2 separate regions of the Homo sapiens genome follow, and region 2 is linked to region 1. Evidence: read pairs that join two places in POLR2A ChIA-PET (ENCODE). Cell type or tissue: HepG2. All regions are shown on one strand. Region 1 overlaps STIM1 (stromal interaction molecule 1). Region 2 overlaps STIM1 (stromal interaction molecule 1).

Region 1 (4,000 bases):
CAACATGGATAAACCTTGAAAACATTATGCTAAGTGAAAAGGCTACATATTGTATGATTCCATTTACATGAAATGTCCAGAATAGGCAAATCTATAGAGACAGAAAGTAGATTAGTGGTTGCCAGGGTGTGGGGGGAGAGGGTAATGAGAAGTTACTTCTAATGGATATGGGGTTTCTTTTTGGGGTAATGAAAATATTCTGAAAAATTAGATTGTGGTGATGATGGGACAACCTTATAGATATATTAAAAATCACTGAATTATAAAATCTAAGAGGATTAATTATATGTCATGTGAATTATATTTCAATATAAACATAGATAATTTTTTTTTTTTTGAGACAGTATCTCACTCTGTCATCTAGACTGGAGTGCAGTGGTGCAGTCATGGCTCACTGCAGCCTTGACCTCCCGGGCTCAACCAATCCTTCCACTTCAGCCTCCCAAGTAGCTGGGGCTATAGACGTGTGCTAGCCTGGCCAATTTTTGTATTATTATTATTATTTTTTGTAGAGACAGGGTTTTGCCATGTTGCCTAGGCTGGTCTTGAACCCCTGGGCTCAAGTGATCTGCCTGCCTTGGCCTCCCAAAGTTTGGGATTACAGGCATGACCCATAGTGCTCTGCCAAACATACATAATTTGAGTTTGCTGAGAACTATTGGTTTAACACAATTGTAGATAATTATAATTTTCTTTTCTGATTGGAAGTCTTCTCCCGGTACTTCAGCTCACAAAGGTGGACACATTCCAGTTTTATTTTATTTTATTTTATTTATTTTATCATTTTATTTTTGAGACAGGGACTCGCTCTGTTGTATAGGAGGCTGAAATATGGTGGCACAATCATGGCTCACTGTAGCCTTGACCTCCTTGGCTCAAGTGATTCTCTCACGTCAGCCTGCTGAGTAGCTGGGACTGCAGGCATGAGCAACCACACCTGGCTAATTTCTCTATTTTTTGTGTAGACAAAGTCTTACTGTGTTGCCCACGCTGGTGTCAAACTCCTGGGCTCAAGCAGTCCTCCCGCCTCAGCCTCTGTAAGTGTTGGGATTACAGGCGTGAGCCACTGTGCGTGGCCCCATTCCAGTTTTCGATGTGAGTTTGAGCATGATCGTAGGCAAGGGCCCATCAATGAAGGTGTTGAGGATATAGCATTGTCCTGCTTTGGCTCAAGGGGACTTTTCCTGCCTTTGATTAAGGATTGGCATGGGTGAGTCATTTCCCATAGTCTGAGGGATGTGGGATATAAAGAATGAATTGTTATCTCCGATGATATCTTGAATATCACACATTATAGGCCAAATATAGGTGCTAAACCATTTGGCTTGAATTCTTTATAGAAAATTCACTGGGAACCCAATGATAAAATAGAGAAAGACGGATAACCTAAGAGGGAGGAGCAATCTGGTGAGACATTCTTTTCACCTTTTCACACATGAGCAATTAAAAACTTGAGGGAAGTTGATTTTTTTTTTAACTCTGTAAATAGCTACTGGTATAATTCCTTGAGGCTGGTATTGTATTTTGTGCTATAAGAAGAGAGACTTGGCTGGGCGCGGTGGCTCACGCCTGTCATCCCAGCACTTTGGGAGGCCAAGGCAGGCAGATCACGAGGTCAGGAGATCGAGACCACCCTGGATAACATGGTGAAACCCTGTCTCTACTAAAAATACAAGAAATTAGCCGGGTGTGGTGGCAGGCACCTGTAGTCCCAGCTACTCGGGAGGCTGAGGCAGGAGAATGGCGTGAACCTGGGAAGTGGAGCTTGCAGTGAGCAGACATCACGCCACCTCACTCCAGCCTGGGTGACAGAGCGAGACTCTGTGTCAAAAAAAAAAAAAAAAAAAAAAAAGGTCTTATTTGGCCGGGTGCGGTGGCTCATGCCTGTAATTCCAGCACTTTGGGAGGCCGAGGCGGGCGGATTACGAGGTCAGGAGATCGAGATCATCCTGGATAACATGGTGAAACCCCGTCTTTACTAAAATACAAAAAATTAGCCAGGTGTGGTGGCGGGTGCCTGTAATCCTAGCTACTCAGGAGGCTGAGGCAGTAGAATCACTTTTCACTCAGGAGGCGGAGGTTGCAGTGAGCCGAGATCGCACCACTGCACTCCAGCCTGGCGACAGAGCAAGACTCTGTCTCAAAGAAAAAAAAAAAGAAGAGAGACGGGCCATATACTCAAGGAGTTTCCAAATATATCCAGAGGTGAAACAAACATCTAGGATGAAAAGGGTCCAGGGACTAGTATTGTACACAGTCAGAGGAGGTAGAGGGCTGTGAGTTTGGTAATAAGAGAGGAGGCTTGGGAAACCCAGCCTGAGTCTAGGTCCAGAGGGCAGCATGCACTGGGTGAGGGCCTCTAGGGAGAGTAAAGCAGGATACATTCTTGTCCTTATACTTCCTTCCCTGTTTCTGTACCTGCTCACTTTTGCCCTGCAACAAATAAACCTTTAAGCATCTGTTCTCAGCCTGGCCTTGCACTGGGCAAAACTGGAAACATGGGCATTATGAAACCTGGGCCATACATCTAGAAGTGCTTAATATATTGTGAGAGGTGAACCTGGAAACAATGGACTGTAATGGCATGGGTCAAGGTATGTAATAGACAGAGATGGATTTGATATATCAGAGTGCCGACCTACTGACTCTGTCTTGGGATTAGGTAAACCTACCTTTAAAAAGGCATTGAGACAGGGCCTGGTTAGAGAAACCTGTTAAGGTTATTGCCAGAAGATGAAGCGGAGGTACAGAATGCTACTTTTGGGGTATGGCTGCTTTAGGGCCTTTCATTTCGTTTTCAGATTTGATGAAAGAATAGGGCATCTGTGGCCAGGCGCAATGGCTCACACCAGTAATCCTAGCACTTTGGGAGGCCGAGACGGGCGGATCACGAGGTCAGGAGATTGAGACCATCCTGGCTAACATGGTGAAACCCTGCCTCTACTAAAAATACAAAAAATTAGCCGGACGTGGTGGCATGCACCTGTAGTCCCAGCTACTTGAGAGGCTGAGGCAGGAGAATCGCTTCAACCCGGGAGGCACGGAGGTTGCAATGAGTGGAGATCGCACCACTGCACTCCAGCCTGGGTGACAGAGTGAGACTCTGTCTCAAAAAAAAAAAAAAAAAATAGGACATCTGTGTCCAGGAATCTTTTTATCTCCCCACCACCCCTCAAGCAGTGCTGGGCTGACTGCAGAAGGCTCTTCCCTGTTCTGCACTTGTTCCATTTCTGTTTTTGAAAGATGAAGCCTGGGAGGTGCCAGAGCTATGCCAGCTGCTATGGGGCCAGAAACAGGTGAGGCTTTTAGGTCTGCTTGAGTTAAGGAGTGAGGGGTTTGTCCTCTTCAGCTAGCTTAAGGTCTCTGCTATGAAACTAGATAAGTATTCACATAGCTTGTTTTTCATTTGGGGCTATTTTCAGCCTTGGAGGCCAGCAAGGTGAATGATTGAGATGCTTTTATGGGGTTCAAGCTTTTGCTAGATCCTATTTGCCAGGATAGGTGCTCAGCCATTTTCCAGGACATCAGCTTTTCTGAACAAGCAGCACTGAAAGGAAGAAGCACTTCCCTTTTCTTTCAGGGGGCAGTATAGGAAATGTGAGGGTGGGTGGTCAGTTTAATATTATAACCCAGGTTTTAAGTAGAGAGGCTGTATAGTTTGGAACATTGCCATATAGTCTTTTTTTTTGAATTTTTGAGACAGAGTCTCCCTCTGTTGCCCAGGCTAGTGTGCAGTGGTGTGCTTTCTGCTCACTGCAGCCTCCACCTCCCAGATTCAAGGGATTTTCCTGCCTAAGCCTGGAGATTACAGGTGCACACCACCTGGGATTACAGGTGTGCACCACCATACCCAGCTGACTTTTTGTATTTTTAGTAGAGACGGGGTTTCACCATGTTGGCCAGGCTGGTCTTGAACTCCTGACCTCAAGTGATCCGCCCGTGTCGGCTTCCCAAAGTGCTGGGATTACAGGTGTTAGCCACCATGCCCGGCCGCCGTGTA
Region 2 (4,000 bases), 96 kb after region 1:
AAAAACCCACACATTTCAGTGCAATGCCTGGAACAAAACAACAACAACAACAACAACAAAAAAAAACAAATAGAAACAAAAGGAAAAAGAAATTTCATTTGTCCACCAAGGCCTAGATCAGGGTTTCGGAACCTCAGCATTATTGATATTTTGGGCCAGATAGTTCTTTGTTGTGGGGAGCTGTCTTGTACATTGTAGGATGTTTAGTAGCATTCCTAGCCTCTACATACTGGATGCCAGTAGCAAACCTTTCCCCTTCCCCCTTCCAGTTTGACAACCAAAAATATTGCCAGTTACTATTGTCAGTTGTCAATTTTCAAACTGCCCCTTGTTGAGAACTACTGGCCTAGATTAAATGTTGCTTCATCCAAGAAATATATATATATTTTTTGGAGACGGAGTCTTGTTCTGTCGCCCAGGCTGGAGTGCAGTGGTGTGATCTCGGCTCACTGCAACCTCTGCCTCCCAGGTTCCGATGATTCTTCTGCCTCAGGCTCTCTTTCATCATGTTGGCCAAGCTGGTCTTGAACTCCTGACCTTGTGATCCATCTGCCTCGGGCTCCCAAAGCGCTGGGATTATAGGCGTGAGCCACCACGCCCAGCCAATCCGAGAAATCTTGTTTGTTCTCCTACAGTGGGAAGTAATCCTTTCTCATGTTCGAGAGTACTTGGCATGAACCTTATGTTTGTCATGTTGCTCTGTTCTGTATTGTAATTGGGTCCATCCTTAACTGTCCTACCAGATTTTGAGTTCCTTTAGGGGTCATGAACTAGGTTTTATTCATTGCTGTTTCTCATAACATTGTGTTTGGTTCAGGACCTTTCTCTTAAGGGTGCTGAGTTGACGTTATTTTTGAATTTTGAATTCGAAAACAAAGATACTATCTTATTGTTTTATGCCCTTTAAATAGTTTCTCTAGTGCAAAGGAGGAGTACAGAGTGGGCTGGTCAATGGTACTGGGGACAGAGTGCTTTGGACTTGTGAGTTCCCTGTCAGGATAAAAGCTGAAGTCAGTGTTGGGTTGTTTTTCTGGAGTTGCTATAGTCTGGGCTCTAGATATGTTAGTATATGACCTATACGTCTGACCTCCTCTGTGACCTTCTTCCCTACCCTTCTGCCCTATGTTATGAATCATGTGCAGAATCTGGATGGAGGTAAGATTACTGTACTTAAAATGATAGGAAAGACTTTAAGAATAACACATACTATAGGAGCACAAGTGAAGAAAAAAAGGAAAACACTGAGAATGCCCAAAGGCTATGTAGTAGAGCAAAAGTATGTACTTATAAAGCAAGAAAGATAGTTTCAGGTATACTTTTGCCAATTATTAGTTGTTTGACTTTGGAAAGTTTCTCTCTCTCTCTGTCTCTTTCTTTTCTTTTTGTTTCTTTTTTCTTTTCTTTTCTTTCTTTTTTGTTTTGAAATAGAGTCTTGCTCTGTCACCCAGCCTGGAGTGCAGTGGCATGCTCATAGCTTACTGCAGCCTCAAACTCCTGGGCTCAAGCAATCTTCCAACTACAGCCTCCTGAGTAGCTGGGACTACAGGTGCACGCCACTATGCCCAGTTAATTTTTGTATTTTTTGTAGAGACGGGGTTTCGCCATGTTACCCAGGCTGGTCTCAAAACTCCTGGGCTCAAGCAATCTCTGCCCACCTCAGCCTCCCAAAATCCTGGGATCGTAAACATGAGCCAACGCACCCAGCCTGGAAAATTTTCTTAAACTCTGTGAACTTTCATTTCCTTACCGTCAAATTAGTCAGTAATTCCTACCTTGAAAGATTATGGCAAAGATGAAATGAAATCATGTATATCAAGTACCCAGCCTATGGTCTAGTTTATAGTAGCAGTATTTCTACTTCTTTAACTCGTACTACCATTGCTATGATGTACTAGGCTTGTGCTGTGTACTCTTGCATATGCTGTCTCATATAATCCTTACAAGAAATCTCTGAGACAGACAGTAATTTTTTTCTGTATAACCCATAAGGAAAGAGACTGAATTAGCTCATTGTTAACCATTTTTGAGGTTATTGTAACTCAGATGTGCCTCAGGCTGATGATAATGTTCTAAAATTAGATTGTGGTGATAGTTGTATACTTCTGTGAATATACTAAAAACTATGGGGTTTTATACTACAATTAGTATGTGAATTAAATCTCAATAAATATGTTTTTTAAAAAAGTGTCACCGCATTGGTTGGAGTGGTGGTCACCTTTCGCTTGCCTTTCTGTAGCCCAGCCCATAACAATCCTTAGGGCCCTGTAGAAAAGCACTTTGAAAGTCATGTTGATTTCTATCTCCATTTTTAATTTTTATTTTTTTTGAGACAGGGTCTTGCTCTGTCACCCAGGCTGGAGTGCAGTGGCGTGATCTCTGCTCACTGCAGCCTCCATCTCCTAGGGTCAAGTGATTCTCATGCCTCAGCCTCCTGAGTAGCTGGGGCTACAGGCATGCACCACCACGCCTGGCTAATGTTTTTGTGTTTTTAGTAGAGAAGGGGTTTCTCTGTGTTGGCCAGGCTGGTCTCCAACTCCTGGTTTCCAGTAATCGGCCTGCCTTGGCCTCCCAAAGTGTTGGGATTACAAGTGTAAGCCACCATGCCCTGCCTCTATCTCCATTTCCCCTGCCTCCAACTTTGATAGAGATGCAGTGGTGCTTTGAAGTCTGAAGTACCATGGTTGCTGGAAGCAGATCCGTGGTTAGCTAACTGACAGCGAGGTTGCCTCAGTTCCTGGGGAGGTATAGATGACTTTTGAGAATGTCAGACTGAAGAGTCCTGGAGCATTCTCTTTTGGAGAATTTCTCCCTCTTTCCCTCTTTTTATTCCTTCCTTTTCCTTTTTTGTAGTTAGTACTGCTTCTGGGGAAGTTAAGATGTCAAAGAATCTGTGGGACAACCCTGGTGGCAATTCCCTCTTACCCATATACCAGGGGCCTGAATCAATTTCTTGACCCCTACTATGTGACATTACATGTGAGGAGTTGTCAAAGACAGCCAGCCAAGTGGCTCTAGTTTTATTTTTCCTTGATTAACCTTGTGCTCAGGGCCTCTCTCTGATTCCCATGGCTGCTATATCACTCCCAGAGGCCATACCGGCACCTGAGAAGCAGAGCTCTCCTTTTGGTCCCTGGACCCAATTCTGAACATAACTTTTCTTTGCATTCCCTGCACACAGCTTTGACAGCCTGGAGCTACTGCTGCTGCTGCTTTTTCTCTTTCTGCTCCTCCTCCTCCTCTTTCTCCTTTCTTTTTTTTTTTTAGATGGAGTTTCCTCTTGTTGCTCAGGCTGGAGTACAGTGGCACAGTCTCGGCTCACTGCAACCTCCGCCTCCTGGATTCAAGCGATTCTCCTGCCTCAGCCTCGCGAGTAGCTGGGATTACAGGCATATGCCAGCATGCCCGGCTAATTTTTGTATTTTGAGTAGAGACGGGGTTTCATATGTTGGTCAGGCTGATCTCGAACTCCTGACCTCAAGTGATCCGCCCGCCTTGGCCTCCTAAAGTACTGGGACTACAGGTGTGAGCAACCGTGTCCAGCCTCTTTCTCCTTTCTTAAAAAAATTTACTATATGCAAATTTACTTCAGCATTGGTTTCTGGTATATATATTTTTTGCTACAGTAATTCTTCTTTGACTTCAGTTTGGAGGCACTGCTCTGCCTTTTTTCTTTCTAGTTCTCTGCCTGTATCCTGGTGCAGTCATCATCTTGTCTCCTACTTCATGGAACATTCTGACCCCCTGCTCTTAATTCAGGCAAAGCATGGATTGAAGTCTGCTCAGGCCCTTTGGACAGAACAGAGATAGCTGACACCATGAATGACATAATTTTTCAAGTGAAACCTGCTCCTTAGGCTAAAGAAATGTCCTGTTCCCATTCTTCCTTGTAAGTACTTATAGGGTGGCTGTAGAATTCACCTACCAGGAGTGGCTCATCAGTTTATAGGCCGCAACTTCCATTGAGTTCAAGTTATTTGGCCCAGCTCATACATTCAGTCCT

Evidence for each region. Peaks named below come from ENCODE experiments on the same cell type or tissue, not always from the same donor. Only the 100,000 strongest peaks of a DNase experiment are listed, where the experiment ranks them.
Region 2: POLR2A ChIA-PET joins it to region 1 with 5 read pairs; 6 of 35 experiments call an interaction of 5 or more read pairs at or near these places.

What each region holds. Positions count from the first base shown.
Region 1 is chr11:3,884,860-3,888,859 of GRCh38, forward strand. All of the region lies in intron 1 of STIM1 (stromal interaction molecule 1), which reads left to right. Among named protein-coding and RNA genes, the nearest start is that of PPIAP40, 6.7 kb to the right of the region's middle. In HepG2, no CTCF peak of the experiment used is centred here; a DNase peak (open chromatin) is centred at 2,322.
Region 2 is chr11:3,980,624-3,984,623 of GRCh38, forward strand. All of the region lies in intron 2 of STIM1 (stromal interaction molecule 1), which reads left to right. Among named protein-coding and RNA genes, the nearest start is that of PPIAP40, 89 kb to the left of the region's middle. In HepG2, no CTCF peak of the experiment used is centred here; no DNase peak of the experiment used is centred here.